Regions from separate parts of the Mus musculus genome. Here regions 1, 2, 3 and 5 are each linked to region 4. The links are chromatin loops, found by intact Hi-C in ENCODE. Cell type or tissue: left cerebral cortex. All regions are shown on one strand. Links, peaks and the distances in the headings refer to the core of each region. The heading gives the core; the rest is flanking DNA. Region 1 holds the start of Mydgf (myeloid derived growth factor). Region 2 overlaps Sema6b (sema domain, transmembrane domain (TM), and cytoplasmic domain, (semaphorin) 6B). Region 3 overlaps Sema6b (sema domain, transmembrane domain (TM), and cytoplasmic domain, (semaphorin) 6B). Region 4 holds the start of Fem1a (fem 1 homolog a). Region 5 overlaps Dpp9 (dipeptidylpeptidase 9).

Region 1 (6,389 bases), core at 143-5,142, 71 kb after region 4:
AAGACAGGAAGTAAGCGGTACCGAGCAATGAAACTGAAGGTACAGCACTGGGCGTCTGGGGACCCCACGCTCTCCCAACGCCCAGACTATGTGGAGCTGCCAAGCCCCTGTCTGGGCACCTCTGCCCTGCCTGTCTGCTGCCCGGATCCTCCTCACTTAGCACCTAGGGGTGTCAGGGTCGGGAGTAGGACCTGTCCTGACCTCAGGGTTATATATAGCCCTTCCCCACTCCCTCCTACGAGAGTTCTGGCATAAAGAAGTAAAAAAGAAAAAGAAAAAAACAAACAAAAAAACCAAACCACCTCTACATATTATGGAAAGAAAATATTTTTGTCAATTCTTATTCTTTTATAATTATGTGGTATGTAGACTCATTAAACAATTCCAAATGAAAGTGGTGCCGCAGTGAGGCTCCTTCTCAAGTGGTGTTGGCTGGAGGACAGAGGGACTGCAGGGGGCTCTGTGGGCCCTTGGGGTGTCAGGTGGGGACTGGGGACAGGTGATGGGAGGATGGGGTGGGTACAGTGCTCAGGTGGGCTGCAGCCCAGCACTTGGGAGGCAGAACCAGGTATCTCTCTGTGAGTTCGAGACCAGCTTTGTCTACAGAGAATTTCATGACAGCCAGGGCCACACAGAGAACACTGCCTTAAAAATCAATAATATTATAGAAAACAATTATTAAAGATTAAAAACTTCCTTGTAAGAAATCTCACGTGGGTAAGCCGCTCTTTCCTGCCGGGTTCTGTCCCAGCCCTGAGAAGCACACAGATGGCCTCTGTGGTTAGTGAAATAGCCCATTCCTTCTTATTCCAAAGGCGTGTAGGAAACAGAAGTGGGGCTCATGAGGTGGCTCAGCAAGTTAAAACGCTTGCTGCCAAGCCTGACAACCCATCTGGGCTAGAGAAAACTGGCCCTACAAGCTGCCCTCTGACCTCCACACGGAGGAAATACTAGAAAAGATCAACTGACAGTGAAAGAAGAGGATGGGAAGTGACCAAGAGAGCAAGCGGGCGGTGTGAGTGCTTGGATGGAAGCCCAGGGACAACATAGCTCTGAAGTGGGACAGTGTCCCTGCGGAAGGGCATTCTGGGACACTCGGGCCCAGGAACCACATAGCTCTGAGAGGAAGCCTCCTCAGCAGAGGTAATGGGGCTCTTCGGGGAAGAAGGTATTCCCCCGCTGAGCTGTGGCACTCAGGGGCCTCGCCCCATCTCTGCTTTTTCATTGCCTCTTTTCTTCTTGGCTTCTGAGGAGAGAGTCACACCAGGCAGAAAATATCATGAAAGAAATTTATTGAGGAGTTCAGGGACAGCTGCCCTTTGTCTCCCAGGAGCAGACAGCTGGGAATTGGGCCGAGGGGGCAGTGCTTGGATTTCTGAGAGGGGCAGAGATGTCCAGGTTGAGGATTGGTGGAATTTCCAGTGCTGAGCTCAGGGGAGGCTCAGTGATTGGTGGGCTTTTTTTTTTTTTTTTTTTTTTAATGGGAATCTCAAGGGACTAGTGGGTTTTCCTGCTCAGCGATTGGTGGCTTTTTTTTTTCCCACCCCCTTTCCCTGCATCAGGCCCATGGCTAAGGGTGGAAAGTCCTTTCTGGCTGCAGCCAGCTTTTGCTGAAGCGACATCTCTGTGGGACTGCTGGGGGTGGGGTAGGCTGGGGAGGAGATGAGCCACTGTGGACAGCTCCTGTGAGGGCTGCAGGCTGAGATGTCACTGGTGCTGCCACTTTTGACAGCACTTGTGGGACACTTTACTGCAGCAGCCCATAGGCTGGGGTGGAAAGGAGGACCCCGCCACTACTCTGATGGCTTTTGTGGTGCACCGCTCAGGGACTACAGGAGGACTGGGATGGGGCAGGCTAAGGTGGCATCAGCAGCCATTTGAGAGGAAATGAGGTACTTGTAACTAGATAGAGGATCACTTAGCCGTAGAGTCTAATTTTAAGATACTTATTTTCTGTTGTGCAAGGCTGCTTGCCCCAATTCACATGTAGTGAGAACAGCTTTTAGGAGTCAGTTCTACCACCATCTAGTGACCAGGGCTGAAGTCATGGCTGCAAGCCCTTTACTCACTATTCCATCTCGCTGGCCAGTGGAAAGATGGGAAAATTATTCAGCAGCAGAGGGCTGGCCAGGCATGCTCTAGGTCCGGTAACAGCATAGCAACACCTGTGACCTATAGGAAGCTGCAAAACCGGAAGAATTCACTTTTAAAGTATTGCTATTATTATATTATTTTCATGTCTGTCTGTGTACCACATGCATACCTGGTACCTGCAGAGGCCAGAAGAAGACATCGGATCTCTTGGAAATGGAGTTAAAGTTGTAAAGCACCATGTGGGTGCTGGGCTTCAAATCTTGGTCCTCTATAGAACAGCCAGTGCTCTTAATTGCTGAGCCATCACCGCAGCCCTCACAATAAAATATTTTTGAAAAATATGCCGGGAAGTGGTGTCGCACACCTTTAATCCCAGCACTTGGGAGGCAGAGGGAGGTGGATTTCTGAGTTTGAGGCCAACCTAGTCTACAGAGTGAGTTCCAGGACAGCCAGGGCTACAGAGACCCCCCACCAAAAAAAACACAAAAAACAAACCTTAATACACACACACACACACACACACACACACACACACACACACACACACACACACATATATGTAAAATATGTTACAAAACAAAAAACAATCAACAGGTGGTGGTGGAGGCCTACGCCTTAATCTCAGCACTCAGGTGGCAGAGTCAGGCAGATCTCTGAGTTCCCGGCTAGCCTGGAGAGATTTCCAGGACCTTGTCTCGTCAAAACCAAAAAAATAGGACAAATAAAAGTGAAATAAACCATATTTATTAACAAATGGATAATCTAACAAAATTAAACACTGTCAACCCCCATGTTGTCCTGAAGTGAGTCCGGGAGCCCATTTAAGTGAGATATAAAAATATCCGGGGGGGAGGCAAAAGTTACCTGCAAACTCCAACCCAAACAAGCGCCAAGACGAAGTCGCCCTCCAGGCATCCGCGAGCGTCAATCAGAGGCGCTGTAGTGCATCACGTGCCAAGTCGAGTCCCGCCCCACCATGGCAGCCAAATCGGGCGGGGCGACGTTGTCACCGTTCGGCGCTGACGTGTCCCGCGCGTGTCACTCCACGTTCGCGAGCGCCTGCGCATTGCCCCGGAAGCAAGATGGCAGCCCCCAGCGGAGGCTTCTGGACTGCGGTGGTCCTGGCGGCCGCAGCGCTGAAATTGGCCGCCGCTGTGTCCGAGCCCACCACCGTGCCATTTGACGTGAGGCCCGGAGGGGTCGTGCATTCGTTCTCCCAGGACGTAGGACCCGGGGTACGTGCTAAGCCTCCTGCCCGGGAATCGATGCCTATGGACTTCCGATCAGGTGGTCCTGGAGACCGGGTGGAGTGGCAGAGGCAGGGTTACCTGAAGAAGGGACCTGGCTGCCTCGTCTGTCTTCTGTCAGTCACTCCCTACCTGCAAGGCGACTTCCCCTTGCCCATCTCATTGTAGAAAAGGGAATACTGGTTGATAAGAGCAGCGGATCTAGGGGACTGGCTATACAGGTCGCACGTGGGTTACTCACTGAACCCGGACTAGAGCGGGAGCACCCCCCAAGCCTTACACGAGTCCATCACCTCTCCTTTCAGCGAGCCAGCAGTCAGCCTAGCCTCTGCCCGCCCCAGCTTGGCTTCTGGGACAGCGGTGTCCCTAGTGACCATTTCTTGAGACCATTACTATAGTCCTGTGCTTTCTGGCAGGTTTGTGTTGTGGGCAGGAAGCAGTACAAGCTTGTATCTAACAGGAGCCCCGAGTACTGACCTCATAGGTGATGTTCTAGGGATGATTGCTGAAGGCCATTTGACCTTCCTAGGAAATCACAGTGATTTGAGCAAAGTTCTGAGCTCCTGAGAGGAGAGAGATCTGGTGGCCTCTGGAGGGTGTACTGAGGGATGGAACCTAGAGTCTCACATCGGCAGAGCCAGGGTTCTGCCCCGCCCTAGGCAGGGGCTCCACCCCTGAGCCACATCCCTAGCTCCTCATTAGGGGATTCTAGGTGGGACTCCACCCCTGAGTCACCCTCCCAACCCCTCACTGCTGGATTCTGGACAGGCTCAACCCTTGACCTTCTGGGCAGGGGCTGATGTATATCTCAGTCCTTTTTGATCTGTTTTACATCGGGACAGCACCTTGCTAAGTCACCCAGGCTAGCTTATGTCCCAGTTCCCAGTTCTGCGTCAGCCTCCTGGATACCAGAGATGATGTGCATACAGGACCATGCCCAGTATGCTAGGGTCTTGGTTCTGAGTATTGAGATCTTTGCTCTTCAGCCTCCTTTTATTTCTCCTTCTACAGAACAAGTTTACATGTACATTCACCTACGCTTCCCAAGGAGGGACCAACGAGGTAAGTTCCTCAGGGTGTCACACGACTGGTGTCAAGGGAAAGTGGCCAGACTCCCGAGGCTCTAAAGTCCCAGTCCCTTGAGCCTGAAGGACTTCTAGTTGCCTTGGCTTCCGCCTAATGGAATCAGCAGCCCACAGTGCTGATCCCTGACTCTTAGTCTATGTGTAATCAGTGAGCCACCAGAGCCTGGGACAGTCCTCAGGGCAGCCCGTAAGCTGGCAAGAGGGCCGATACCTCAGCAGCACCCAGGGCATCGAGGTGAACTGTTATGAGGTTAGCTGCCTGTCCCACACACAAGTTAGTTCATTCAGTGGAAATACTGGTGTATCCAGAACCTTGGACATGCATGTTCTGAGCAGAGCTTTCCATAGGAGCAATGAGTGGAAGTGTCTTAGTGTCCACGGATGGGCAGGGGTACACAGCACCTCAACAGTTGGAATATCACACACCCGTGAACAAGAGCGTTGCGTATGGCATGGAGAGGGTTAACAGCCCTGCTCGTGGCATCGAATGAATGAGTTTATTATGTACATAGCAAGTAAGGAAAAGAAATGGAGAGGCTACAGACAGCAAAACCATCTTCAGTTAAGTACTCAATGAGCAGAAACCAGCATGCAGTGACCACAGAGGCCCAAAGTGGGCATCGGATCTCCTGGAACTGGAGTTACAGTTGTGAGCCACCATGTGGTTGCTGGGAATCAAAGTCAGGTCCTCTGCAAGAGCAGCCAGTGCTATAACCACCGAGCCATCTCTGCCGATCCTTGGTTAGTGAATAAGAAGAAACCATCTGAGGAAGCAAGATGGCAGTCAGCTGGAGAGCCCATGGGCAAGCCCCTAGGACCTAGCTCCCAGCCTATCCTCTCCCCTCTAGGCAGGGTTTTTAAGCACGTGTATGTAGTTGGATGTGTGGGTGTATGCGCGTGTGTTTGGCTCTCTGATGTTAGAGGAGCTTGGGTTATTGAGTGGTTGTGAGCTGTCCTGTGGGTGCTGGGGACTGAGCCTGGGTATTCTACTTAGACTCAGTACTGCTGTGATGAGTCACCATAACCGAAGCAGGCTGGGTGGAGGGTGTGGATTCAGGCTGCACCTCCATATCACTGGCATCATAGAAGGAACTCAAGCAGGGCAGGAACCTGGAGGCAGGAGCTGATGCAGAGGCCCATGAGGGTGCTGCTTACTGGCTTACTCCTCATGGCTTGCTTAGGCTGCTCTCTTAGAGAACCCAGAGCCACCAGCTCAGAGAGGGCTCCACCAACAGTGGGCTAGGCTGATCACTAATTAAGAAAATGTCCTGGAGGCTGGTGGAAAGTCTGATTTTATGGAGGTGTTTTCTCAACTAAGGACTCCTCCTCTCCTGTGACTCTAGCTTGAGATGAAACTGTCCAGGACGAGCAGCACCTGTTCCCCGAACCTCTCTCCAGCAGTCTGTAGTTAGCTCCTGGAGTGGCTTATGCCTGCAGTTGTCGTTGCTGCCCATTACCAGGCTGGGCCATCCCTCCCTCCAAGACCATGGAGAGAGTGCCTTGAGATCCCACTTCCAGAACCAGTTTCCCAGTGAGCTCAAGGAGAGTGTGACAGTGACGATTTCTATTACAAGGAGAGCGGCACTGACACCACCCAAGTCTAGAGGGACCTCAAGGATGCTACTCAGTGAGAGACAGAGACACAAGTCACGCTGTGGGATTCCATTACATGAAGTATCCAGGACAGGAGCCCTGAGATAGAAAGTGGATGCGCTGGGCCAGAGAGAGGCTTGAGGGAAGGCTCAGCATGGGGCTGCCTTTTGGACTGATGGAATGTTCTAGATGCAAGGTAGTCATGGCTGCACTGTGGACTTCACACGGTGTGTGCTTTAATGGGAATGATCCAGGGGATGGACATTTTCTACTTTATTCTGTGAGAGGTTTTAGGGTTTGGCTGTGCCAGAGATTAAATGGCTATAAGAGGGCCCAGTAGCAAGTAGGATGGATGGCAGCTCTCTTGTGG
Region 2 (6,389 bases), core at 603-5,602, 120 kb after region 4:
GGGAGGGGACGACCATGGAAAGCAAGACTGTGATTTGCTTGGTGTCTGTGGAATGGTGAGGAGGAGCCCTTACGCAGCACCTCAGCCCCCATGAAGCAAGAAGGACTGAAGTCAGATTCAAAGCAGAACTTGCCTAAAGAGGCCTGAGGATCCGGTTGAGGTCTGCCCTGGCCCTTGGGGCGCTGAGTGGCTAAAGAAGATTGTAGAATAACTATCAACTAGGGGTGTTCTGCCTCTCAGGGGATGGTTTTGACATTGGGGACATTTACAGTTATCACAGGAACCTGGCACGCAGTGCGTAGGAAGTGGCCATTTGCAGTCACAGGTCAGTCGCAGAGCTGTTAGGGTTTGCATGAGAACCGTAGGTACTGCTGTTCCATCCCACGTCCTGGGCCTCGGTTTCCCCACACAGCCAATGAATTGGGCTGTCTCCTGAGTCTCTGGAAGCCACTTGTGGTGGAGCGGGGTTCGCAGGCAGATGCTGGGGGTACACCCTGAGACAGGTGTCAACACAGGTGTGGGTGGCCCTCTCACAGCTGGGACATTTGCCTGGGGTGGAACACACACTTGGGAGCATGTAGGTGGTCTGACTTTCTGGGGACTCTCGGGGAGGGATTGGCCTGGGTGAGTAGACAGTGGGTGTGTGGCAGAGGACTGGAGGACACTGAGGTGGGTAGGGCTCAATGCTAAGTGTTGATCATTTATTCACATACAACAAGCGATTATTGAGCACCAAAGGTCTACCTGGCCCTAGGAGAGCCACGGACGCCTGCTTGCTGCCCCCCAGAGCATCAAGCTTGTGCAAAGGCCCTGGGGCGGGGCAGAGTGCTGTGGAAAGATTAGGGAGGGAGGCAAAGGACCGAAAGGGAGGAGGGAGGCTGGGGTAGAATGGCAGGGCTGAGGGCAAAGAGCGGACGCGGCGCTCGCAGGCGCCCCCTCGTGTCCACAGTGTGAGGGCAGGGAGGACATGGCGGCGGAGCCAGCCTGGGAGTTGATGGAGGAGAGAAGCCCACGGTTTTACTTCCATTTGCTGTGTGCTGGAGAACTTTGTGGTGGAGTCGAAAATGTGTCACACCTGTGGTGTGAACCTGCGGCTGTGGGGGGTTAGGCTGCGAGGAAGTTAGGCAGTGTGACAGGGAGGGGGCGTGACGGAGGCGTCCAGTGCGGTGCCATGGAAGGGCTTTGGCATGCAGGGATGCTGCAGCGTGTCTGAGACGGGTTAGAACCCCGAGTTCGATGGTGACGCTTGAAGACTCAGCGCGCCATAGCCAGGAGGGGTGGGGGCATGGCTGAGGATCAAGCGATCATGGAGGATGGAGTGCCAGCAGGAGGTGATTCAGGGCTCAGGGGTGGATCTCAGGAAGGTTGAGGTTAGCCTGATTTACATAGTAAGATTTTGTCTCAAAACATTCTATATTTATTATTCTACTTTATTTGTGGGAGGGGCAGAGGCTCTCGTTGAACCCAGAGTTCCTCAAAGCAGCTCCTGTGGTGGCTGAGTCTGGAGCTAGAGTCTGGACCTTGTCCCCGGAAGAAAAGTCAAAGAGTTGGGGGCGTGGCTTGTGGGTTGAGCCGCTCCCTTCCCCTCAAGTCCCCCCAGTGATGGACTGGGACCGTGGACAGGAGTGGAGCCCGACCTAGAATCCCCCCTCCCCCGCGCCCCCCCCCCCGTGATGGGCTGGGGGCGTGGTCTGGAGTGGAACCCTGCCTAGAATCCCCAATGAGGGTCTGGGGACTGTAGCATGGGGTTAGGATGGCCGCAGTGCAGAGGTCAGCCTCCTGGAATCTGGTGTCATGGGGCGGGTACAGGGGGACAGCACAGGGGAGGAGCCAGCTTAGGAAGCTCAGAAGGAAGTAGGCTCATGTCCCAGAACACACGTACTCTGAGTCACAAATCCTGGAAGCCAGGGTCAGGCAGAGGAAGCCGTGCAAGGTCTTCCTGTTTTTTGGCCCTGACCGTTAGAACAGGGGCTGATGTTAGCCTGGGGCTGATATTCCCTCCATCATCCCCACCCACTGTGGCTTCTGATCTCCAAGACACAAGGTCAGGGGTAGGCTGGGAGACATCTCTGCTGCCTGGATGGGGAAACTGAGGCCCAGAGTTTGTTGGAGATTGACGAAGCTTCTGAGAAACCCACGTGGGGTGTCTCGAATTGGACTGTACTCCTTTCTGGTAGGGAGACGCTGCCCTGCCCTGGGGCCCCTAGGTTTGGAGGGCTGGGTCCTGCATGTTTTCACACACCTCAGGATTCCTCACTTATGAATGAGAGCAGAAGGAAGTCGTCCAAGGGGACAGGAAGTCAAACCCACCAGCGACACTAAGGCCCCTGCACACTGCGATATTCTACGACTCCCATTGCTAATGATGTGGTGTATAAAATGCCAAGGGCTTTTAATTCTGCTATGTTTTCTTCTGCCTTTGAATTGGAAATACGGTCCCTCTTTGTGTATTGGTTCTAATTTTGTGGCCATTTGGTTTTATCGTGGGGTCTTGCTATGCAGACCAAGCTGTCCTGGAACTAGTGATGCTCCTGCCTCAGCCTCTCCAAGACTGGGATGACAGGCCTATGCCACAACGCCAGGTTCTAAGGCTTTTCGCGTTTTCATTTGAAGGGTTTTTTAAAAAATGCTTTTTGAGATTGGATTTTTAAACGCATGTTTTAAGATAATATCCATTATTGTAATTCTCGTGATTAATTTTTAATTACCTAATGCATTTTCAGTTGCAGCTATTTCCTGAGAATTTTACTCACATGTGGTCTTAAAGTCGCTTGTTAATTAAACAACGTCTGAGAGTAGTTATTATTATCAATGTTATTTTTATTCTGGGAGGGAGGAAGGGAGGGACTCGCGTGCCCCCTACCGGCTTATTATGAAACTGCAGGCCGCTCAACTCACCGCCCTCCTGGCTTGTAGGTGTCATCTGTGGTCATCCGGTCCTCACCATGTGGACCCCGCGAGTGCCCCCTCCACGCCCGGCCCTGTCGTTTTTCCTGCTGTTGCTCCTGGGGGTCACCTATGGCCTTTTCCCAGAAGAACCACCTCCACTCAGCGTGGCTCCCAGGGACTGTGAGTCTGGGGAGAGATGGGCAGGGGTGTGTCAGGGTCTCTGGTACACAGGATCTTGTTTCCAAATGAACCCTCCTTCCACTCCCTCCCTTAGACTTGAGCCACTATCCCGTGTTCGTGGGCAGCGGGCCTGGTCGTCTGACCGCTGCGGAGGGTGCTGAGGACCTCAACATCCAGAGAGTGCTACGTGTTAACAGGACACTGTTCATTGGGGACAGGTATGCAAATGTTGGGGGGCCCCAGAATAGCACACTTGAGGGGTCCATGATGGGCCTTGGCTGGAAAGTGTGACCCCATAGTGCTGAATGCTGAGTTTCCAGGTTATTCAACGCTGTTTTAAGGCTATTGAGCACTGAGTTTTAAAGGTACTGTTGGGTGGCGTTTGTTTGTTTGTTTGAGGTAGAATTTCTCTGTGTAGTTCTTGCTGTCCTGGAACTCACAGAGATCCCCCTGCCTCTACTCCTGAGTGCTGGGATTAAAGGCATGTGCCACCACTCCCCGGCTTAGGCCTGAGTTTTAAGGGTGTTGGATGCTGCGTGATGCATGCATAACTGTTAGGGACAATGTCTAGGGCACAATTTACTGGGCGTCTAGACAGAGTGATGGAGGGGAAGCCAAAAGAGAACTTGGTCTTGAACCCATAGAAGTGACTCAGTGCTCACATGCGCCCCCTGCTGGCGGTTTCTCAAGGCTGGGTCCGTGCTGAGGCCTGGCTGTATCTAAGCTGTGAAGTTAAAGGCTAGACATGGTGACAACATGCAGACTGAGAAAGGGGTGGGTGTGGGATAGATTTCAAAGGCAGAAATCACAATGCAGACCAGGAGTGATTGGGTGCCAGATGGACACTGTGATTGGACGAAGGTGGTAGGGTCCCCCCATCCCCCCAATCTCACGCACCATGCTCTCCTGCAGAGATAACCTGTACCAAGTAGAACTGGAGCCATCCACTTCCACGGAGCTGCGATATCAGAGGGTGAGGAAGAAGGACCATATGGGGGTGGAGGTGCAGGTGGGGGTGGGGCGGAGCTCTTCAAGGGGAGGTGGAATCCAGGGTGGACTTGGCTGGGAGGAGGGATCTGAAGGATGATGAGGGCTACACTCCCCTCACCACACTTTTTTTTTTTTGGTAGAAGCTGACCTGGCGCTCCAACCCCAGTGACATCGATGTGTGTCGAATGAAGGGCAAGCAAGAGGTTAGAGGGACCTGTCCTTGTCACCTATCCCTATCCTACCCTCCCTAGCCATGTTCCTAGCTGGGCCTTAGACTTCTCTGCAGCCTTGGGGTGATTCTTCCCACCTCAGAGGAGGAGCTCCAAGCCGTTATTGTTGTGTTCAAGGACAGGTGCCTCAGTTGCCACACCCAATCTCCCCAGGCCACACCCAACCTCCTTCATCCCACGGGAATAGCCTTGGGTCTGCTTTGCCTGAGCTCTCAGCCTGAGCCACAAGCCTAGGGGCCAGGCAACGCCCTCTGCACTTCCTTTCTTCTTCCCCACCCCAGGGTGAGTGTCGGAACTTTGTCAAGGTGCTCCTGCTTCGCGATGAGTCCACGCTGTTCGTGTGCGGCTCCAATGCGTTCAATCCCATCTGCGCCAATTACAGTGTGAGTCTCAGCCCTTCCTTCCAAGACCCAGGGATCTACCTCACCCTCCATGTCCCCAGAGTCTCCTCCCAGCCATGCACATCCCTGTGCTAGGTTTGCCAGGCTTGTCCCACATCTCTTGCGGGACTGACGACAATAGACTTGGGCCCATTTCACAGACCATGAAACTGAGGTCCAGAAAGGTTAATTGCCTGGCCAGAATCACACAGCAATGCAATGTGAAGCTAGGGTTCTGGCTGGAGTGGCGGACTGGGGAACCCCGGAGCTGCCAGGCAGAGTGAGGAGATGTATTGCTTAGATTCTGTCCTCCCTGCAGATGGACACACTGCAGCTTCTTGGTGACAGCATCAGCGGTATGGCCCGCTGCCCCTATGACCCCAAACATGCCAATGTCGCCCTCTTCTCAGGTGAGTGGTCTCTGCTGTTGACATGTCCACTCCCAAGAGAGCTAGTTTCCATTTCTAAAATTCTGGTCACTCAGAGGCATCTGGGAAATGGGCAGAATCTAAGAGGACCTGGTCAGGGTCAGGGTCAGGATGGTGGCTAGTCTGAGCTGGAGGAAGAAATTTAGCCTGGGATCAAGGTTCAACTGGATTTAGTCTCATCCTGTATGAGGACTCAGCCTGGGATTCAGGCTCATTCAGTTGTAGGATCAGGATAGGATCCAGGCTCAGCTTCTCGACAGTCCTCACTAGGCTGAGGTTCTAATTTTTGCTCCTACCCCCTCTGGTCTTTCTATTATGATTGTTGTGGTTGTTGTTGTTGTTGTCGTCGTTGTCGTCTGGACCTTCTCTTATTGTTGCTGTTGTTATGATTTTCTGAGACAGGGTTTCTCTGTGTAGCCCTAACTGTCCAGGAACTCACTCTGTAGACCAGGCTAGCCTCAAACTCACAGAGATCCACCACCTTTGCCTCTTGAGTGCCGGGATTCGGGCTTGTGCTACGATGCCTGGCTTCTCTCTCGGCCTTCCCAGTCTAATCCCAATCTGCTTGCCTCACACCCTACCCCGCAATGTCCAGATGGGATGCTCTTCACAGCCACGGTGACTGACTTCCTAGCCATCGACGCTGTTATCTACCGCAGCCTTGGGGACCGGCCCACACTGCGCACAGTAAAGCACGACTCCAAGTGGTTTAAAGGTGAGGCTCCTGTAGGGGTGACATTTACCTGACACCCCAGCAAAAATAAGAGTCCCAGAGATCAGGAAAGAAGAGGCTGGGACCTTGTTTTTGGAATCTCCTGGTCCTTTTAAAGATGAAACTAGGTGGAAGACTTTGGTGTAAAGTGGAGCCTGCTGGTAGCGGGTGGCTGCACAACCTGAAGTAGGACAGGACAAGAAACTGTGGAGCTGAACTCTCCACCAAATAGGGAGGAATTTCGCAGAATGGCAGATTGCATGGCAGTGGTGGACATGATTTTTTTTTTTTAACTTATGACCCCACTCACCCCTCCCCCCCCAAAAAAAACCAAACTGGGCTCAGTTCATTTTGGCTAAGTGACCACTCTAAGTCTCTTCCTAATAAAAAGCACAGCTCACAGTCTGCTCTGTTGACATTCAGAGCCCCAGAGACCCCTTCATGATGAGTAAGGCTATATCCCAACCTTCTCTCAACAGAGCCGTACTTTGTGCATGCAGTGGAGTGGGGAAGCCACGTCTATTTCTTCTTCCGGGAGATCGCCATGGAGTTTAACTACCTGGAAAAGGTTACACTGCAA
Region 3 (6,389 bases), core at 593-5,592, 130 kb after region 4:
AGCATTGGTCCCAGGAGACCTCTATGCCAATCTGGGGCCAAAGAATGAAAGAAACACTGGAGTCCTCTCACCCTACAGGACATGGCAGGAAAGGCTCCTGAAGGAGGGACATTGGGGTGTGGAAGGGGGAATAGTACATGAGAAGGGTCCAAGACTGTGCTAGTCAGAGGAAGGAGGCCTATGTGGCTGGTGTGGAGGGAGACAATGTGATCAAGGAATGTGTTAGAATTATGGAAGATTGCACAGTGGCACAGGGCCTAGACTTGGGTCTGAGAGCATGAGGGAGCCATGGACAAATGGGGATCAGCAAGCATGGCCTCTGGGCACTAAATATTCAGGAACTTACTAAATACTCAGTGAGAACTGAGAACGTGCAAAGACCCAGGGCAGAGGTCTAGGGAAGCCAGTCGCACAGTGGTCCAACCTGGGGATGTTCTGGAGGTGGAGTGGCTTGTGTTGCTCAGATGAGAGAAAGAGCAGGGAGACCCAGAGATGGTGCCACCCCCACCCAGCTCAGCACTGCCTCACCCCCTCCGCAGCATCCCCGGCTCAGCCGTCTGCGCCTTTGACATGAACCAAGTGGCTGCTGTGTTTGAAGGCCGCTTCCGGGAACAGAAGTCGCCTGAGTCGATCTGGACACCAGTGCCTGAAGACCAAGTGCCACGGCCCAGGTGACAGTGACTTCTGTCTTTACAGGGTCCTTACAGTAGCTGGTTTGGGGGAGGTCAGCTCAGTGTCGGGTCAGGAGACAATGGAGGGACACAAGTTTGTGAAGGAAGACACGAGGAAGCCATCATGAAGGGCCAGGCAGTCAATGCTCTTCATTTGTTGAGGGCAGAGGGCAAGTGTGGGCAAAGACCCTGGAGTAGAGGGCATGGCCTGTGTGAGGCCCAGGCAAATCAGATCAGAAAGTACAGAGGTCCCGAGGCTACAGTGAGTCAGATCATGGAAACCCTAAGAGTGGGGAGCCATTCAAACCGGGTCCCAAGATGCCCCAGAGAATCAGGGCCTCATTGTGGGGTCCTGGCATCCTCCCTGATGCTCCTCATCTTCCCCCAGGCCTGGGTGCTGCGCGGCACCTGGCATGCAGTACAACGCGTCCAGTGCCCTCCCTGACGAGATCCTCAACTTTGTAAAGACCCACCCACTGATGGATGAGGCAGTACCTTCCCTGGGTCACTCGCCGTGGATTGTGAGAACTCTGATGCGGTCAGTCCTGGGGAGGAGGGCATCCCAGTACTTCATGGTGGGGGGTAATGGGTCTCAACCAAGGGCCTTCATTTACTGTGGGATATGCTGGACGAAGATAGCTCCTGCAAAGAAGCAGGGACCACAGCCCTTGCAAAGGGCCTGAGGCAAGACACAGCATGACCTTTTCATGTCATGTACACCAGTGTATATCTGTTGGTGGGTACTTGTGTAGCTACTTCTGTACCCCACAGGTCAAGGGATGTGTGATACCTGGGCTAGGAGGCTTCAGGATTAACCTGACCTCCAAGTCCATCTTGTGTTCCAGGCACCAGCTGACCCGAGTGGCTGTGGATGTGGGTGCGGGTCCATGGGGCAATCAGACAATAGTCTTCCTTGGCTCCGAGGCTGGCACAGTCCTCAAATTTCTTGTGAAGCCCAACGCCAGTGTCTCAGGGACCACAGGGCCCAGCATCTTTTTGGAGGAGTTTGAGACCTACCGGCCAGACAGGTCTGAGGATAAGCAGGGAGGTGGGAGTGGCTGGCTGAACAGCAGGCTGGGCGCACCAGCCTCACTTCACCCTGTGTGCCTAGGTGTGGACGACCCAGCAGTGCTGGTGAGTGGGGGCAGCGACTTCTCAGCCTGGAGCTGGATGCAGCCTCAGGGGGCCTGCTGGCAGCCTTCCCCCGCTGTGTGGTTCGTGTTCCTGTTGCCCGTTGCCAGCTGTACTCGGGGTGCATGAAGTGAGTGCATCCCACAAGGCTGGTACAGGGGAGGGGGGACGGACAAAGGAAACAAGTTGTTGTCACGTGTTGTTGAAAAGCTTTGATTCACTGGAGGTAATTGAAGGCAGAAGTCACAGCTATGCAAAGGCCCTGGGGCAGGATGCAGCCTGTATTGGAGGAGCAATGGGGAGGCTGGGAGGCTGCTTCAGGAAGGATGGACTCTGTGGGCTCCCAGCCCAGCCTCGTAGCAATGCTTCAGAACTGAGCATCCATTTTCTCTTTTTTTTTCTTCCTTCCTTCCTTCCTTCCTTCCTTCCTTCCTTCCTTTCTCTTTTTGTTTGTTTGTTTTTATTGGGGGGGGGGGGTGTTCCGAGACAGGGTTTCTCTGTGTAGCCCTGGCTGTCCTGGAACTCACTTTGTAGACCAGGCTGGCCTCAAACTCAAAAATCTACCTGCCTCTGCCTCCCAAGTGCTGGGATTACAAGCATGCGCCACCACTGCCCAGCGAGCATCCATTTTCTTGTGTAAAAATCGGAGAGAAAGTATTCTGGGCCTTCAAGACTCACTCTGAGTCGGCCACAGCTGTGGTGTCTAGAAGCTACATGGCCCAGGTCCCCTGAGCAGCTGTGTTCTGTCCTAGGAACTGTATTGGCAGCCAGGATCCATACTGCGGGTGGGCCCCTGATGGCTCCTGCATCTTCCTCAGACCAGGAACTAGGTATGAGAGCTGGGGGCACGTGGGGCTTATCTAACAACCCATGGTCTGTGTTCCCTTCTCTGTGCCAGTCTGGGTATAGAGACCTCTGTGTTGAGTCTACTTCTGTCCCCTTCTTCCCACCCCAGTGCCACGTTTGAGCAAGATGTGTCCGGGGCCAGCACCTCTGGCTTAGGTGACTGCACTGGTAAGCTGAGAAAGGGAATCCTCTGTGTGCTGTGTGACACAAGCCAGAGACACTCAGTCCTGGAGATAGAGGGTGGACACTCAATCCTGGGGATGGAGGGAGACTTCCTTAGTTAGATGGAAGCCATGGAAAGCTGAGCTCACCCAGTGCTCACGGTCGCCCTCTGGTGGCTGCTGCAAGGAAGGGTGAAAATGAGATCCACCTAATAGAAAAAAAAAAAAAAAAAAAAAAAAAAAACACGCAAAAGGGTCATGGCATAGAGTCCTTGCCTAGAATTCCCTTGTGAGAGGCATGAGGCGTATCATGGACGGAACCCCGCCTAGAATAGAGCCTGGCTCAGTGCCTATCTAGCAGACTTTCAGACTGGTTTCCAAGGCGGAAATCGCACTGCCACTTTCTCCCCATCTGTCCCCAGGACTCTTGCGCGCCAGCCTCTCAGATGACCGCGCAGGGCTGGTGTCGGTGAACCTGCTAGTGACGTCCTCGGTGGCAGCGTTCGTGGTGGGTGCCGTGGTGTCCGGCTTCAGTGTAGGCTGGTTCGTGGGTCTCCGCGAGCGGCGGGAGCTGGCCCGGCGCAAGGACAAGGAGGCCATTCTGGCGCACGGCGGCAGCGAGGCAGTTCTGAGCGTGAGCCGACTAGGCGAGCGCAGGGGGACCGGGCCCGGGGGTCGTGGAGGAGCCGGCGGCGGTCCCGGAGGTCCCCCGGAGGCCCTGCTGGCCCCGCTTATGCAGAATGGCTGGACAAAGGCAGCGCTGCTGCATGGTGGCCCTCACGACCTGGACACGGGGCTGCTGCCCACCCCAGAGCAGACGCCTCTACCCCAGAAACGCCTGCCCACGCCACACCCACACGCCCACGCCCTGGGGTCTCGAGCCTGGGACCACAGCCACGCGCTGCTGTCGGCCTCAGCCTCCACCTCCTTGCTCCTACTGGCGCCCGCCCGCGCCTCTGAGCAGCCCCAGGTGCCAGCCGAGCCGGGCCCGGAATCTCGCCTCTGCGCCCCCAGATCCTGCCGGGCCTCTCACCCAGGCGACTTCCCGCTCACGCCCCACGCCAGCCCGGACCGCCGGCGGGTGGTGTCCGCACCCACGGGCCCCTTGGACCCTTCGGTGGGCGACGGCCTGCCCGGGCCATGGAGCCCACCTGCAACCAGCAGCCTGCGGAGGCCGGGTCCCCACGGGCCCCCCACAGCCGCCCTACGGCGCACACACACATTCAACAGCGGCGAGGCTCGGCCCGGGGGTCATCGTCCTCGCCGCCACCCACCCGCGGACTCTACACACTTGCTGCCCTGCGGGACGGGCGAGCGGACTGCACCCCCGGTACCCTAGGCCAGGCGGATGCCTCGACGGTGCCAACCACAGCGACCCGGGCGCCAGCCCAGGTCACCGAGCCCTACTGGCGCCGAGTGGGGCGCGTTTGTTCCTCACCCACGCGCGTGGGGATCCCCTCGCCACAGGGAAGCACAAGAACCCCCTCCATCCCGGAGGATGCAGGACACGAAGCCCCGGGGTGGGCGGGAGGAGGCTGACCTTTTACCTGCGCATAGACTTTGATTTTTGTTTATTTTGAGTTTTTTTTTTTTTCTAAGAAATTGCACAGCCCCATTCTTACTTGGGGTGGCGGCCGGGGTGGGGGTTGAGGACGTGGGGTGAGGGGAGGCAGCTGCAGACATGAGCCTTCCCGCCTCAACACATCCTCCGTAGAAGGGACCCCCTCCCTGCTCCTGGGTCCCTGCGTGTGTGGGTGTGTGTCCGTGTGCATGGCCTGTTTGTGTGCAAGGGCCCAGGACAGAAGTATGTGTGCGTGTGTGTGTGCGTATGCGTGTGAGACAGGGCCGCCGTGGGTGTGCGTGTGTGCGACTCAGAATGTGGGTGGTGGCGCCCTCAGAGACCCTGGCATTGGCTGAGCCAATGTTGGGCCTTCTGAAAAGAAGCCCAGGGGATGGGGCCTTCAAGGTGCCGGTTTGGAGTTCAAATCCTGCTCCTGCAGAGGGGACCTGGGGGTCCAGGCTGGGAGATGGGGGAACCTGCTTCTAAAGGGCTTGTGGGGGTTTTGGGAGGGTGGAGGTGGGCAGACGCCCCTGTAAATACAGCCCTGGGGTGGTCAGAGAGGCCCATGCCACCCGTCCCCACTTGTGACATCCCCTTCGACCACCAGCTGACCATGCATGCCACGTGGCCAGCTGAGTCCAGGACCCTCTCCAGCCCTATCCCCATCAATAAAACTCTGTTTACATCCACCGGCCCCCTTGACTCTGGGTCAGCTGTTTGTTGGGGGTGATTGGAAATACTTGGGAAGGAAATCCTGCTCTTAGTCACTCACAGGCAAATGGGGGATTGGCCTCTTAGAATCCCAGACTGAGAGGAGAGGTCATGTCAAGGGGTGACAACCTGGAAAACTTTAAGATGAGATGACAACAAGGAGGAACTAGCTGATTGCAGGGGAAACACTTCCTGTGCAAGCAAGAAGACCTGAGTTTGAATCCCTTAGTACTCACAGAAAAGGCCAGGTGTAATGGTACATGCCTGTAATTTTAGCACTTGGGAAGCAGACACAGGAAGGTCCCTGACCTCTTGCAAGTCAGCCTAGCCCAGTTAATGAGAGGTCCTGCCTCAGTAGACAATGTGGAGAACCATTGAGGAAGACACCCAGAATCAACCTGTAGCCTGTGCAAGTGTGTGTGCACATCACACATAGATACAGCCAAAGGTGTCCTCAAAGGCAAATTCATAGCCTTGAAATGCATTTTGCTGTTGTGGGTTTTGTTGTTGGACAGTCTCAGTATGTAGCCCAGTCTGATGTCAAAGTCGAAGTGATTCTCCAGCCTCCATACTCCAACCCTGTGCTATAATGAGATGACATGTGAGGTGTGTCTTCACAACAGACATATGCACCTACTGCACTTCAGGTAGATGGAATCACCAAAGAATCTCTTGACAATCAAGTTCAGCTGTGCAGGCAGGGAAACTGAGTCCCAGAGAACCTAAGCCAGACCTGCTTGGTTCCTTGTGGAAGACTTTACAATCAGAGCCAGGCATTGCTCCTTGTTCAGTAGGAAAGCTACTTGAGCATAAAAAGCAAACAACACATCAGGTGTTCAAGACCAGAGATTTTTTTTTTTCCAACACATTTCCTGTCACCTGCTCAAAGAGCAGCCACGTTCCTGCTCTTATTGCAAACTCAGTCCCTGGATCCTGGTGGGAGAGGACTCAGCCTAGGAGACATTGGGTAGAGCAATCCCCACCTCACCCTTAACTAGGAAGTAAAAGCTGCAGAAAGTCTGGGAAAGGGTGGGCAGGATGCCACAGTCACTGCCAGGAAGGGATGTAGCAATGTTGACCCGGCCCTGGGCTCTTCCTGCTTTGCCTCAGAGCAGAGTTGGGGTGGGGACTATATAAAGCCACCTTCCTGGGGTCTTGAGGACAGACATAGAGGAGCAGCTATGGTCTCTTGGCAGCATCAAGGAAGGTAGGTCTCTACCTGACCAGTTCTGGGCAGACCTGGCACCAAGCTAAGCACAATCATGGGGACATTAGTCTGATCCACTGAGGTGGCCAGGAACAGATTCA
Region 4 (6,389 bases), core at 618-5,617:
TTTTTACCGCGAGGGGCACACTTGAGCAGGCGGTAGACTGTCTGGTGCTTGAGGTGTTCCTGGCTGGGGGTGCACTCCACCTTCTCCAATAGGTACAGAAGGTGGAGGATGATGGCAATGGCTTTGGTGAACTGTGCGGAGTCACCCGGTTCCTTGGGCAACTGCAGAGCCCGCTCCACTTCCCGAACCCCTTTGCTGAGCACACCCATGAGGTCGGCAAAGCCAAGCTGCATGCCCAGGTTGCCCTTGGCCGAGCGGTCCTGCAGCACGTAGGAGAAGAGCTCTGCAAACGACAGGAAGCTGCTGGCGGTCATGGGGCTCAGGGGCTCCAAGTTGTTTTGTTGCATGTCCAAGGCATACTTCCACAGACGGATACAGCGCTCGAAATTCCCGGAGTCCGCATAGACAGCACCCCGGTACCGTATGTAGTATGAAGTGTCAGGATGTGAGGGGCCCAAGATTCTCTCCCGTATCAGCAGCGCCTGCATCCGCATTTCATCAGGATCTGTAATGAGGGCTTCCAACTCTTGGGGTGTAGTCACCTCCCTGGAATAGTCATAGGCCAGAACCAGTTGCTGGGGCTCCGGCTTAGGGAGGTAGCCTCCACCCTGGTGACGGAGTTCCATCGCCCTTCTCCAGTGCTTCAGGGCTCCAAGCAGATCCCTTTTCTTATCCACGTAGGTGGCACCCAGCAGCTCCAAAGCTTCCACAGCTGCTTCCCGGCTGGTAGGGCAGCAGCTCTCATACGGTTCTGCTTCTTCTGGGGTGGAGCAGTGGTTTCCTGCCACCTGGGAGGAGCCTTCCCCGGGAAGCTCTGTCCCTGAGAGCTGCTCGTGGCCCGGCTGTTCCTGGATGAGGTACTCCACGATGTTGGTGTGCCCGGTGACGCTGGCGGCCAGCAGCGGGGTCATGCCATAGCCGTCGCGCTCCATGCGCGCGTGGCAGCCCAGCAGCAGCTGTAGGATCTCCAGGCTGCCAGATTCTGCACAGTCGTGCAGGGCGGTGTTGCCCTTGGCGCTGCGCCGGTTCACCTGTGCGCCGCGCTCCAGCAGGTAGCGCGCGATCTCGCGGTGGCCCTTGTAGCAGGAGATCATAAGGCACGTGTGGCCGTGGCGATTGGCCACCTCCAGGTCCGCCTTGTGCTCGCCCACCAGGTAGCGTACCACGTCCAGGTGGCCGTCGAAGCAGGCGGCGCGCAGCGGCGTGGAGTTGGTGCGCGTGGTGCGGTTGACCGAGGCGCCTCGGCGCAGAAGGCTACGCACCACGGCCAGGTGACCCGCGGCCGACGCTGCCCAGAGCGGCGGCGCGCCCTCGATGGTCTCGCCATCGAAGTGCACGGAGCCGCTCGCCTCCACGCTGGCGCCGCAGTGGTCCACCAGATACTCCACCACGTCTAGGTGTCCACGGCGCGCTGCGATTAGCAGTGGCGTGCCACCGCCGGCCACCTCACCCAGCAGCTCCTCCAGCTCCTCACGCCCACGGCCGGCCAGCAGCTTCTGCAGCAGCGGCAGCTTGCCGTCGTGCGCCGCATTGTACACCGCTGTGTGCAGATCCATGCTGGAAGCCTCGCTGCTGGATCTAGCCGGGCCGCCGGTCGCCAGAGACAACCTTCACCTTCTCCCGGGCTGTCATCTTAGCGGGTCTCCGGGAGGAATAAAATGGCCGCCGCGAAGGGGCGAGGACAGAGTGTGCACAGGCATGCTGGGAAATGGAGTCCTATGAGCGATCGCCCGCCGAATGATACTGGAATCAGAAAAGCGAAAAAACTACATTTCCCGAAAGGGATAGGGGGGAACCGGTGACAGGACGGCAATTTCCGCCAAGCAAGGCCAATGGTTAGTGCGATCCTTGGGAAATGTGGTGACATACTTCCTGGTATTGACTCTAAGGCGGAGATTGCCGGCAGCATGTTCTCACTCAGTTCCCAAAAGGACGTCTCTCAAAAGGGTCTCAGTTTTCAATTCCTACCATGCAAGTCTATAAAGTTGTATGTGACCCTGAGTATTTGATGACATACTTCCGGTTACTGTCACTGACACAGACTCTAGACAGGGCAAGAAGTCCGAGCTTTAGCTCGAAGAATACTGGGCGAGGTACCATTGAAAGACTACAGTTCCCATCATGGAAATACACCATGTTTTGAGGGGCTCTGAGCAGCTTGGCCAGGTGATAATGTGCATTCTGTCATTCATGTCAGAATCCACAGGAAAACATGAAGTGGGGGAAAAAGGAATTCGCTTCCCACAGCGCCGTGGGGCACCCGCGAGACGAAATGTAAATAAAAAGCCTCCCTTCGTATCGGGCAAGGCTCGGCGGCCCTTGCGGACGACCCAGGGTAGCGTGGTGCTGTACTTCCGGTTTTCGAGGTCGCGCAGGCAGGAAATGAATGGGCCTCCGCCTCCTTTGCGGACTACATTTCCCAGCGGGCAACAAAGGCAACTCCCAGCCAATCCGGAGCGAGGTGGAAGGCGAAGGGCTTCTACGAAAGGCTTGCTGACCAGCAGGGGGCGCGCGCCGAGTGTAAGATCTTGAGCTGGCAGCGCACCCCAACTCGCCTTTAGCTATTTGCAGAAATGTTAGGCAGTCTCGATTTTCACGTTAGCTTTTCTTTTTCTTTCTTTCTTCTTTTTTTAAGGAGCCACATGCGGGGCTAGAGAGATGGCTCAGTGGTCAAGAGCACTGACTACTTATCCAAAGGACTCTGGTTCAATTCCCAGCACCCACATGGTAGCTCCCAACTGGTCTGTAATTCCAGTTCAAGGGATCTTACACTAATGCACATAAAATAAAATTAAATAAATAAAAAATTTAAAGGCCACATGCTTTCCCTCCATCCGCCAAGGCCAGCAGAGGGCGTCGGGATCTTTGCCGCTGGAGTTACTGGTGGTGTGCGCATCCCTATGGTTGAGAGTCACAGCTGAACCACTGCTCCAGTTCCTCAAGGTCTTTTTAAAGATCAGTTTGAGGTAGGATTTCATGTAGCTCCGGTTGATGTCAATTCCCGGGACCCTCGTGATGGAAGATGAAAACTGATTCCCAAGGGCTGTCCTCTGACATCCATACATGTTCTGTAGCACATGGACACACACAGAGAATAAGAAAAATAAATGTAGTTTAAATTTGTATTATTGTGTGTGCACACACACACCGCAGCACAGGCACAGAGATCTGAGGACAACCCTTGGGAGTCATCCTCTTCCACCGTGTGTGCGTCCTGGGGCTCAAACTCAGGTCATCAGATTTGGCAGCAAGCACCTTTGCTTGCCTAACCACCTCACTAGTTGTTTTTCTTTGTTTTCAATATGATTTGTCTTTCTGTACTCCCTCAGGCCTGCAGTGAGTCAGCTCCAAGGAGACTGGGGGGGGGGGGGGCTGTGCTGGTGGCCACTCCAGCTCCTGTCTGCACCTTGTGTCTATCCATACCTCAGCCTGTCTCTGCTCTGCATAGCTCCTCTTCAGCTTCTGACATTTGCTTGTCTTGCACAGGCTGCTTGCCCCTGGCACCCCACTGCGTGTGAATAGCCATAAGCCACCTCGGAACCCCTGACCAGCAACTCTCATGTAGAGCCACAGCTGAGCCTCTGGCACGCACTAGCCATGCAAGAGACTCAGACAATTAGAGCTTCACCAGGGCTCTCCCACTAGGTGCATATCTCCAGGCTGTGGTGGCACAGGTGCATGCCTTTAATCCCAAAACCCAGGAGGCAGAGGCAGTTGGATCTCTGAGTTCGAGGCCAGCCTGGTCTAGAGAGTGAGTTTCAGGAAAGCCAGGGCTACACAGAGAAACTGTCTCAAAAAAAAAACAACTATATATTTATTATTGTTTATTTATATTGGTTTATGTACACATATACATGTGTATATATTTAATATTTTTAAAGATTTATTTATTTATTATATGTAATACACTGTAGCTGCCTTCAGACACTCCAGAAGAGGGCGTCAGATCTTGTTACGAATGGTTGTGAGCCACCATGTGGTGGCTGGGATTTGAACTCAGGACCTTTGGAAGAGCAGTCGGTGCTCTTAACCGCTGAGCCATCTCTCCAGACCCTTAATATTTTAATACGTATGTTCTTAAGCACCCAGAAAGTAGAAAAGGTGGTAGCACAGATCCCAGAGTTGCCAAGCCCAGGCTGGGAGGACCTGCTCATTCTCTAAACAGTTGCTGATGGGGTTTGGGGAGGAAAGGAGCTTAGAAGCTGGGCGGCGGCAGCCAGGACCAGGCTCCAGGAGGAAAGTGGGGAGGCCCATGGAACGGTACACCAATATGCAATTCATATCTTCCCGGTCAATCACAGACCAACGGCTTCAACACTGAGCGGTTCTCCTGGTGTTGAAGATGGACCCCAGGGCCTCTGCCGATGCTTGGCATGTGCTCTCCACTGAGCCACCTGGACACATTATGTAATCGTAAAAAAAGATTTTATTTTTATTTATATGGGTGTCAGTGCAGGTACCTTTATAGGCCAAAGGGGGGTGGGCATCAAGTTCCCTGGAAGTGGAATTACAGAGGGTTAAGCCGCCATGTGGGTGCTGAAGCTAAAGTTTATCATCCTCAAGAGCAGAACAGGCTCTAAGTGCTCATCCATCTCTTCTACCCTGGAATATGCCATTTTAAAACACATCTTCGTCTGTGAGCACACACATGTACTTGCATGCAAGGCCAGAGGTTGTTAGGGCTCTGCCCATCCCTCTTCCACCTTAGTTATTAAAGTAAGCTCTCTCAATCAAATTTAGAGCACAGAGACAAGTCTGGGCTCAGCATCCAGTCTCTGCCATCCATGGCAGGTGCATTCCCACAGCCACTCAGAGTCACAGTTAGCCATGATTTCTTTTTTCTTTTAAATATATTTTTTATTAGGTATTTTCCTCATTTACATTTCCAAAGCTATCCCAAAAGTCCCCCATACCCCCACCCCCAGCCATGATTTCTTAATGAGCACCTTGCCTGGTCCTCTAAAGGTTCTTTCTTATATTGCTTCCAAGTTTGCATATGCATATGCATATGCATGTGCGTGTGTGTGCATGCTGGAGTCAGAGGGCAGCTTGGGAAAAATCCACTTTCTCTTTCTACCATGTGTGTCTGTGGGTCCTAGGAATCAGTCTTGGATCTCACTATACAGCTCAAGCTAGCCTCTAATTCATCCATCATTCCCTTGTGTTCTCTGTGCACACAGATCCTGGGCCCCTTCTTCTCTAGGGAAAGATCCCAGTGCTGAGAGCCCCACAGGTCCCAGTCAGTGGCCTCTTGGCTCCTTCAAATACAGCTGGATTTAAACACTTTTGCATTTAGATGTTTTCTTTTTCTTTTCTTTCTTTTTTCTTTTTCTTTCTTTTTTTTTTTTGTTTTTTGTTTTTTTTTGTTTTTTTGTTTTTTGTTCTTGTTTTTTTTGAGACAGGGTTCTTCTGTATTGCCCTGGCTGTCCTGAAACTCACTCTGTAGACCAGGCTGGCCTGAACTCAGAAATCCGCCTGCCTCTGCCTCCCAAGTGCTGGGATTAAAGGCGTGCACCACCACTGCCCGGATCTTTTCTTTTTTCTAAAGATGTGTTTATTTTTATGAGTACAATGTAGCTGTCTTCAGACATACCAGAAGTAGGCATCAGATCTCATTACAGATGGTTGTGAGCCACCATGTGGTTGCTGGGAATTGAACTCAGGACCTCTGGAAGAACAACTAGTGCTCTTAATCACTGAGCCATCTCTCCAGCTCCTAAATGTTTTTTTTTTTTTTAGACTGTGTCCATCTTGCCATGGTTCTGCACACCTGTCATCCCATCAATGGGGTGCATGGGAGGGATGAGGCTGGAACATGATGAGCAGCTTAGCCTGGGATACAGCAAGACTGTCTCAAATTTTAAAATTGTGTCTGGGTTTGTGAGAGGGCTTCGGGGCCAGCATGGCTTACAGAGTAAATTCTAGGACATCCAGGGATACACGAGAAACCCTGTCTTGATCCCCAACCCCCAAAAACTACGTTGAATCTGGACTGATATACCTCCCCCCTTCACTTTTGTTTTTCTTCTTCTTCTTTTTGTTTTAGACAGGATGTCACTATGTAGCCCTGGATGGCTGTTAACTCACAGAGAGCCACCTGCTTCTGCCTCCAGAATGCTGGGGTTAAAGATTGTAGCACCAGGACTGCAGATACATTCTCTGCCTTTATTCCATAGAGGATGCAGCAAAACAGTCAAAGACATATTATTTACATTGTAGCCAGTACTGAGTCAGACAGAGAAGGTTGAATTCCTGTGATGAGCAGGAGCATGCTCTGGGGAGAGACCTTGTTATAGGCACTAGCAACGGGGAAGGGACAAAAACTGTACAGAGCAGCCAGCAGCAAAAGAGTCACAGGGTTTGAGGCCAACATGTATGGAACACTAGGC
Region 5 (5,000 bases), core at 1-5,000, 54 kb after region 4:
GGCTGAGGGAGGAGGCTTATGAGTTCAGGCCAGCCTAGGCTGCGTACTGAACACCTGTCAAAACAAAAAACAAGTGGTGGGATTGAAAGGGACTGGCTCTCTTGGCTGAGCCCTGTTTCTTTGTTAGAAGCCTTGAGGGAGCAGTAGCCCCTGCCAGCCTGGTTCAACCTCAGGCTTCCTGCCTGATAGATAACCTATGGGAGTCACTGACCTTGGACTAAGGCTTGGTGTGCAGAGCCCCAGGCTCCATGCACAGCACCACAAACTCGGTGTGGTAAGGGGCACTCACTCCTGTCACTGCCACAGGAGCCCAGAAGATCAGGAGCTGAAGGTCAGTCTCAGCTTTGTAGAAAGTTCCAGGCCAGCCTGGGCTGCTTGAGACCTTATCTCTAAAAAACAAATAAAAATACCAGACTGCCATTGCGGACACACAATGAGCCTCCCAAGACCCTCTTGTAGGACCTAGGCTGTCTATAGGACATCTGTGGGAATGATCCACATTTAGCCCATGCTTAACAAATGTGGAAGGTAAGAGTCGGGTGTCCCGTGGTACCCTGTGCTGGGCCCTGAGCTGTCTTCCAGATAACTCCCAGGATTTGTTTATAGCCACACCCCACCTCTTAGAAGTGTGGACTGTCCCAGTCTGTGGCCACTGCCTCCCAAGGGCCTGGCCTGGCTGAGTGTACTGATGTGTCCTGTTCCTGTCCCCACCTCCTTAGCTGCACAGAGGCAGGGACAGGGCCGTTTTCCTTATATGTTGCATTTTGTTCCTGTTCCAGCTCTTGTCATGACCTGGCCTGTGCCCCCAGGTGACAAAGTAACACACCTTATATCCCCTGTTAGGAATGTGGTCCAGGCCCTGGGTCAGATTATCCCTGCCCAAGAGGAGCCGTGCCACTTCCCCACACAGGTGCAGTTACACTGTCCCTGGCCAGGGCAGCCTCCGTAAGTGACAGCCTGGCAATCACCTGGCCTTCTCCCCTCCCCTCCACAGGCAGCAAGAACCCCAAGATTGCCCTGAAGCTGGCTGAGCTCCAGACGGACCATCAGGGCAAAGTAAGAGCCCAGTGTATGGGAGAGCTTGCACAAGGAATGACGGGGGCCGGGCGCAGCTAGCCTACTCTCTGGGACATGTGCGAGGTGCAACTAACTGGCCTCATCTGTTTCCTATGGTGGCCACAGTGACTCATGAGTGTGTCAGCTCAGAACACTGGGCTGACATAAGCCAGGCTCCAGGTCTCCTCCTGTTGGGCAGGGCGGTGTTCTGGATCCTTCTCTGTCCTCCTCCTTTGCGTTGCCCACTTAGAGGCACTGAGTAAGTAAGGCCTTGCAACTCAGAGTATGTGCCAAGCAGCAAGGGCAGCGTGGCCCCAAAAGGAGGTCTCTGGTGAGGGCATCCACCTGCCTCTGTAGGCCCATCCGCTACTCTGACTCACCTTCCCCAAGCCCGGTGAGAGCTGTTGACAGCATTCCGAAGTGCAAACCCCTCAGGTCACCAAGGATGTATGACACTGAAAGTCACTGAGGCAGCTCCTGGGCCCGAGGCTGTGTGGTGCTTGTTTTTGGGGACACCAGGCAGGCATTTTGTGCAGCTGCAGGAGTGTGGCCCCCCAGGGATTTAGTTATTGGGTTAATATACCGCGGGTGAAGGTCAGAGGACAGCCTGTGGGGGTCAGCTTTCTCCCTACACCTCGTGGGTTCTCACAGTCAGACGAGACCTGGGGACTCAGGTCATCAAGCTTGGTGCCAGGATCCTCTCACTGACTCCCTAGCAAGCTTTTGCAAAACCTTTGATAACGTGGACTCCATACCATTGTTATTTGCACTTTTTCCTTTATGCATATTAGGCCCTCACTCACCAAGACCTTTGTATAATCTTCAGAACATTCCAGCATTACCAGTGATGTGGGGATCACTATCAAGTGGTTTTTTTTTGGGGGGGGGTGGGGTGGGGAGGAGGGCAGCAGGGGAGTTCAAAGACTTTTTTTTTCCTTTTTTAAAAATGTATCTATGAGTGTAGTGCCCATAGAGGCCAGGAGAGGGCGTCGGAGCCATTGGACTGGAGTTACAGGCAGACATGGGCTACGCTGTGGGTGCTGGAAACTGAACTTGGGCCTGCTTGTGCAGTAAGAGCTCAGTCACTGCCCCATCCTGAGCTACACCCAAGCCTTCTCCACACACAGGCTCCTGAGCAGTTGTGGGCAGGTGACCTTGCCAGGGTTGCCACTATGACCCTGCCTGCCTTTCTCCCCTGTCATCTGCTTGCTCAGCTTGCCCTAGACCCCTTGACTCTCCAGGGGTGACTCAGGGCAGAAATAGGTGCTTCTAAAACCGTGTGTGTGTGTGTGTATGTGTGTGTGTGTGTCAGGGAATGCCATGTGCTGTTGGGGTATCATTGTTGTTGTCCCCCGCCCCTCCCCCACCCTCCCCGCAAGGAGCTGTCACTACAGCAGAGAGCTACAGAGATGCTGTCTGCAGTCATACAGATGCATGTTGGTAGGGCTGTCCCCCTCCGAGGGCTGAACAGGGTCTGTCCCAACAGCTCAGGTGACCACCTGTCCTGAGGTTCTAGTGGAGAGAGCGAGGGAGGGAGGGAGGGAGGGAGGGAGGTTGGGAGGGAGGGGGAGAGAGAGAAAGAGAGAGAGAGAGAGAGAGAAAGAATGAATATGTGTCTGTCTGTCTCATTGCATCTCTCTCTTGTATGATATGACTTGTTAGATTAGGATCCCCAATCCAGTGTGACTTCCACCTTACCTATTATACTTCAGAAAGCTGCCTGCCTGTTTTCCTGTCTGCCTGCTTCCTTCCTTCCTTCCTTCCTTCCTTCCTTCCTTCCTTCCTTCCTTCCTTCCTAGATTCATTTATTTTGATTGATTTATTTATTTATTTTGGGACAAGGTCTTTCTTTGAGTCTTAGAACTCACTATGTAGACCAGGCTGGCCTCAAACTCACAGAGTTGGACCTGCCTCTGCCTCCTCAGTGCTGAGATTAAAAGCATGAGACACCACACCTGGCTATTTATTTTAGTGTATGATTGTCCACTTATGCATGCACCATGTACATGCAGTGCTCATGAGGGCCAGAAGAGGGCGTTAGAGCTCCTGAAACTGGCATTCCCAACCCGTTAGACACTGTGCTGTGCATCGAACCATCAGTTGGTTGGAGATCAGTGAGGCTGTGGTGATGTGTGTGACATGGCCTTGTTTCTCTAGATCGTGTCAAGCTGCGAGAAGGAACTGGTACAGCCATTCAGCTCCCTTTTCCCCAAAGTGGAGTACATCGCCCGGGCTGGCTGGACACGGGACGGCAAATAGTGAGTTTCTTGGGAATGGGCAAGCATCTGCAGGCTACTTGGGGCCCCACCAGCGTGGAACTCAGTGCCGTGCAGCCATGACTTTCCCCTCAGGGTCCCCTCCAGCCCTAGCCAGCAGGAGACAAAGCGGGAGACTCAGGGGTCAGGTCAGTCTGACCAGAGTCATGAGGGTGGTCCAGGGTAGAAGAAAACACTAGGCCCAGACAGGATGAAGCCCTTGGGGTCCCCAGTGCTCCACAGTTGGGACAGAATGCAGAGACAAACAGCCTTCTTCACCACTTCCTCCTCATCTTTCCTCTTGCTGTGTAGCCCAGGCTGACCTAGAACTTGCTTTGAAGTCAAGGATAACCCCTTTTGCCTCTACCTCCCTACTCTTGGGATGACAGGTGCACAGCCATGTCAAAACTGTTTCAAAATAAAAAATTTAAAAGGCCTGGGTGCAGAGCTGTGGTGTAGCTTTACATGAGACCCCCGTGATCATGCCCAGCACCAGAATAGAATGGAATGGAATGGAATGGAATGGAATGGAATGGAATGGAATGGAATGGAATGGAATGGAATGGAATGGAATGGAATAGAATAGAATAGAATAGAATAGAATAGAATAGAATAGAATAGAATAGAATAGAATAGAATAGAATATTAGAATAAGCCGGGCAGTGGTGGCACACACCTTTAATCTCAGGACTTGGGAGGCAGAGGCAGGCAGATTTCTGAGTTTGATGACAGCCTGACCTACAGAGTGAGTTCTAGGACAGCCAGGGCAAAAGAATATTAGAATAGAATAGAATATTAGAATATTGTCCATCTTGTTAATGTTGGGCATGATGGCATGCAACTGTCATTTCAACACTGAAGTGGAGGCAAGGAAGGTCAAGAGTTCAAAGCCATCCTCAGCCATAAAAGACCCTACCTTTAAAAAAAAAAAAAAAACAAAACAAAACAAAAAACCAAAAACCCATCTGTACCATTTGAAAATGCTGTCCCAAACCTAAGTCATGTGGATTGTTTTCACTAGAGTTTCATTTAATCTGTCCAGAGATCATGTACCCTACCCTGGTTGGTCATGGGCTGACTCCAGCAAGGCTGGCCCCTGTGTCCCCTACCAGCAACTGAGGCCTCATGATGCCTCCTCTCTTGTTCTTCCAGTGCCTGGGCCATGTTCCTGGACCGTCCCCAGCAACGGCTTCAGCTTGTCCTCCTGCCCCCTGCTCTCTTCATCCCGGCCGTTGAGAGTGAGGCCCAGCGGCAGGCAGCTGCCAGAGCCGTCCCCAAGAATGTGCAGCCCTTTGTCATCTATGAAGAAGTCACCAATGTCTGGATCAACGTAAGCAGGAGTGCCAGGATGCCCCACTGTCCCCAGAGCCAGATCCCCAGTGTGACACTGGGCCGGGCTCAGGGGCTTGGCCAGCTGCAGAGTCCTCTGACCCGATCATCTGTCCCCACAGGTCCACGACATCTTCCACCCGTTTCCTCAGGCTGAGGGCCAGCAGGACTTTTGTTTCCTTCGTGCCAACGAATGCAAGACTGGCTTCTGCCACCTGTACAGGGTCACAGTGGAACTTAAAACCAAGGACTATGACTGGACGGAACCCCTCAGCCCTACAGAAGGTGAGAGAGCCTCAGTCGCATAGGAGGCTGCGGTAGGGAGGGAGGAAGGAGTGCCTGCACCCTGACCCACCCGGC

The links. Peaks named below come from ENCODE experiments on the same cell type or tissue, not always from the same donor. Only the 100,000 strongest peaks of a DNase experiment are listed, where the experiment ranks them.
Region 1: it touches region 4 in a loop (2.8-fold over the local background); 12 of 42 quality-filtered maps call a loop at or near these places.
Region 2: a loop joins it to region 4, with 9 times the contacts of the local background. A loop is called at or near these places in 27 of 42 quality-filtered maps.
Region 3: a loop joins it to region 4, with 4 times the contacts of the local background. A loop is called at or near these places in 27 of 42 quality-filtered maps.
Region 5: it touches region 4 in a loop (3-fold over the local background); 25 of 42 quality-filtered maps call a loop at or near these places.

Annotation. Positions count from the first base shown.
Region 1 is chr17:56,180,679-56,187,067 of GRCm38, reverse strand. Mydgf (myeloid derived growth factor) reads left to right here and starts at 3,148. Exons shown (of 6, transcript NM_080837.2): 1 at 3,148-3,329; 2 at 4,353-4,403. The coding sequence starts at 3,177. Dpp9 (dipeptidylpeptidase 9) reads left to right here. Exons shown (of 21, transcript NM_172624.3): 21 at 1-386. It also overlaps a transcript of Tnfaip8l1 not described here. In left cerebral cortex, for the core only: a CTCF peak has its summit at 3,201; DNase peaks (open chromatin) are centred at 1,073, 1,348, 1,551 and 3,108; H3K4me3 peaks cover 1,440 bases; H3K27ac peaks cover 2,136 bases.
Region 2 is chr17:56,129,396-56,135,784 of GRCm38, reverse strand. It overlaps Sema6b (sema domain, transmembrane domain (TM), and cytoplasmic domain, (semaphorin) 6B), which reads left to right. Exons shown (of 17, transcript NM_001130456.1): 2 at 2,917-3,069; 3 at 3,164-3,287; 4 at 3,982-4,042; 5 at 4,200-4,262; 6 at 4,571-4,672; 7 at 4,989-5,079; 8 at 5,693-5,812; 9 at 6,289-6,377. The coding sequence starts at 2,946. Among named protein-coding and RNA genes, the nearest start is that of Sema6b, 7.8 kb to the left of the region's middle. In left cerebral cortex, for the core only: CTCF peaks have their summits at 943 (motif pointing left), 2,867 (motif pointing left) and 3,744 (motif pointing left); DNase peaks (open chromatin) are centred at 998, 1,099, 2,885 and 3,733; H3K4me3 peaks cover 1,780 bases; H3K27ac peaks cover 1,945 bases.
Region 3 is chr17:56,121,760-56,128,148 of GRCm38, reverse strand. It overlaps Sema6b (sema domain, transmembrane domain (TM), and cytoplasmic domain, (semaphorin) 6B), which reads left to right. Exons shown (of 17, transcript NM_001130456.1): 11 at 540-671; 12 at 1,060-1,209; 13 at 1,517-1,699; 14 at 1,783-1,932; 15 at 2,555-2,632; 16 at 2,758-2,816; 17 at 3,232-5,064. The coding sequence ends at 4,148. Lrg1 (leucine-rich alpha-2-glycoprotein 1) reads left to right here and starts at 6,203. Exons shown (of 2, transcript NM_029796.2): 1 at 6,203-6,288. The coding sequence starts at 6,263. In left cerebral cortex, for the core only: a CTCF peak has its summit at 2,967 (motif pointing left); a DNase peak (open chromatin) is centred at 2,924.
Region 4 is chr17:56,252,076-56,258,464 of GRCm38, reverse strand. Fem1a (fem 1 homolog a) reads right to left here and starts at 1,672. Exons shown (of 1, transcript NM_010192.4): 1 at 1-1,672. The coding sequence starts at 1,556. In left cerebral cortex, for the core only: CTCF peaks have their summits at 2,296 and 2,496 (motif pointing right); DNase peaks (open chromatin) are centred at 1,770, 2,143, 2,444, 2,840 and 2 more places; H3K4me3 peaks cover 2,204 bases; H3K27ac peaks cover 2,738 bases.
Region 5 is chr17:56,198,897-56,203,896 of GRCm38, reverse strand. It overlaps Dpp9 (dipeptidylpeptidase 9), which reads left to right. Exons shown (of 21, transcript NM_172624.3): 9 at 995-1,056; 10 at 3,214-3,314; 11 at 4,464-4,641; 12 at 4,763-4,925. Among named protein-coding and RNA genes, the nearest start is that of Mydgf, 17 kb to the right of the region's middle. In left cerebral cortex, for the core only: CTCF peaks have their summits at 2,049 (motif pointing right) and 3,083 (motif pointing right); a DNase peak (open chromatin) is centred at 18.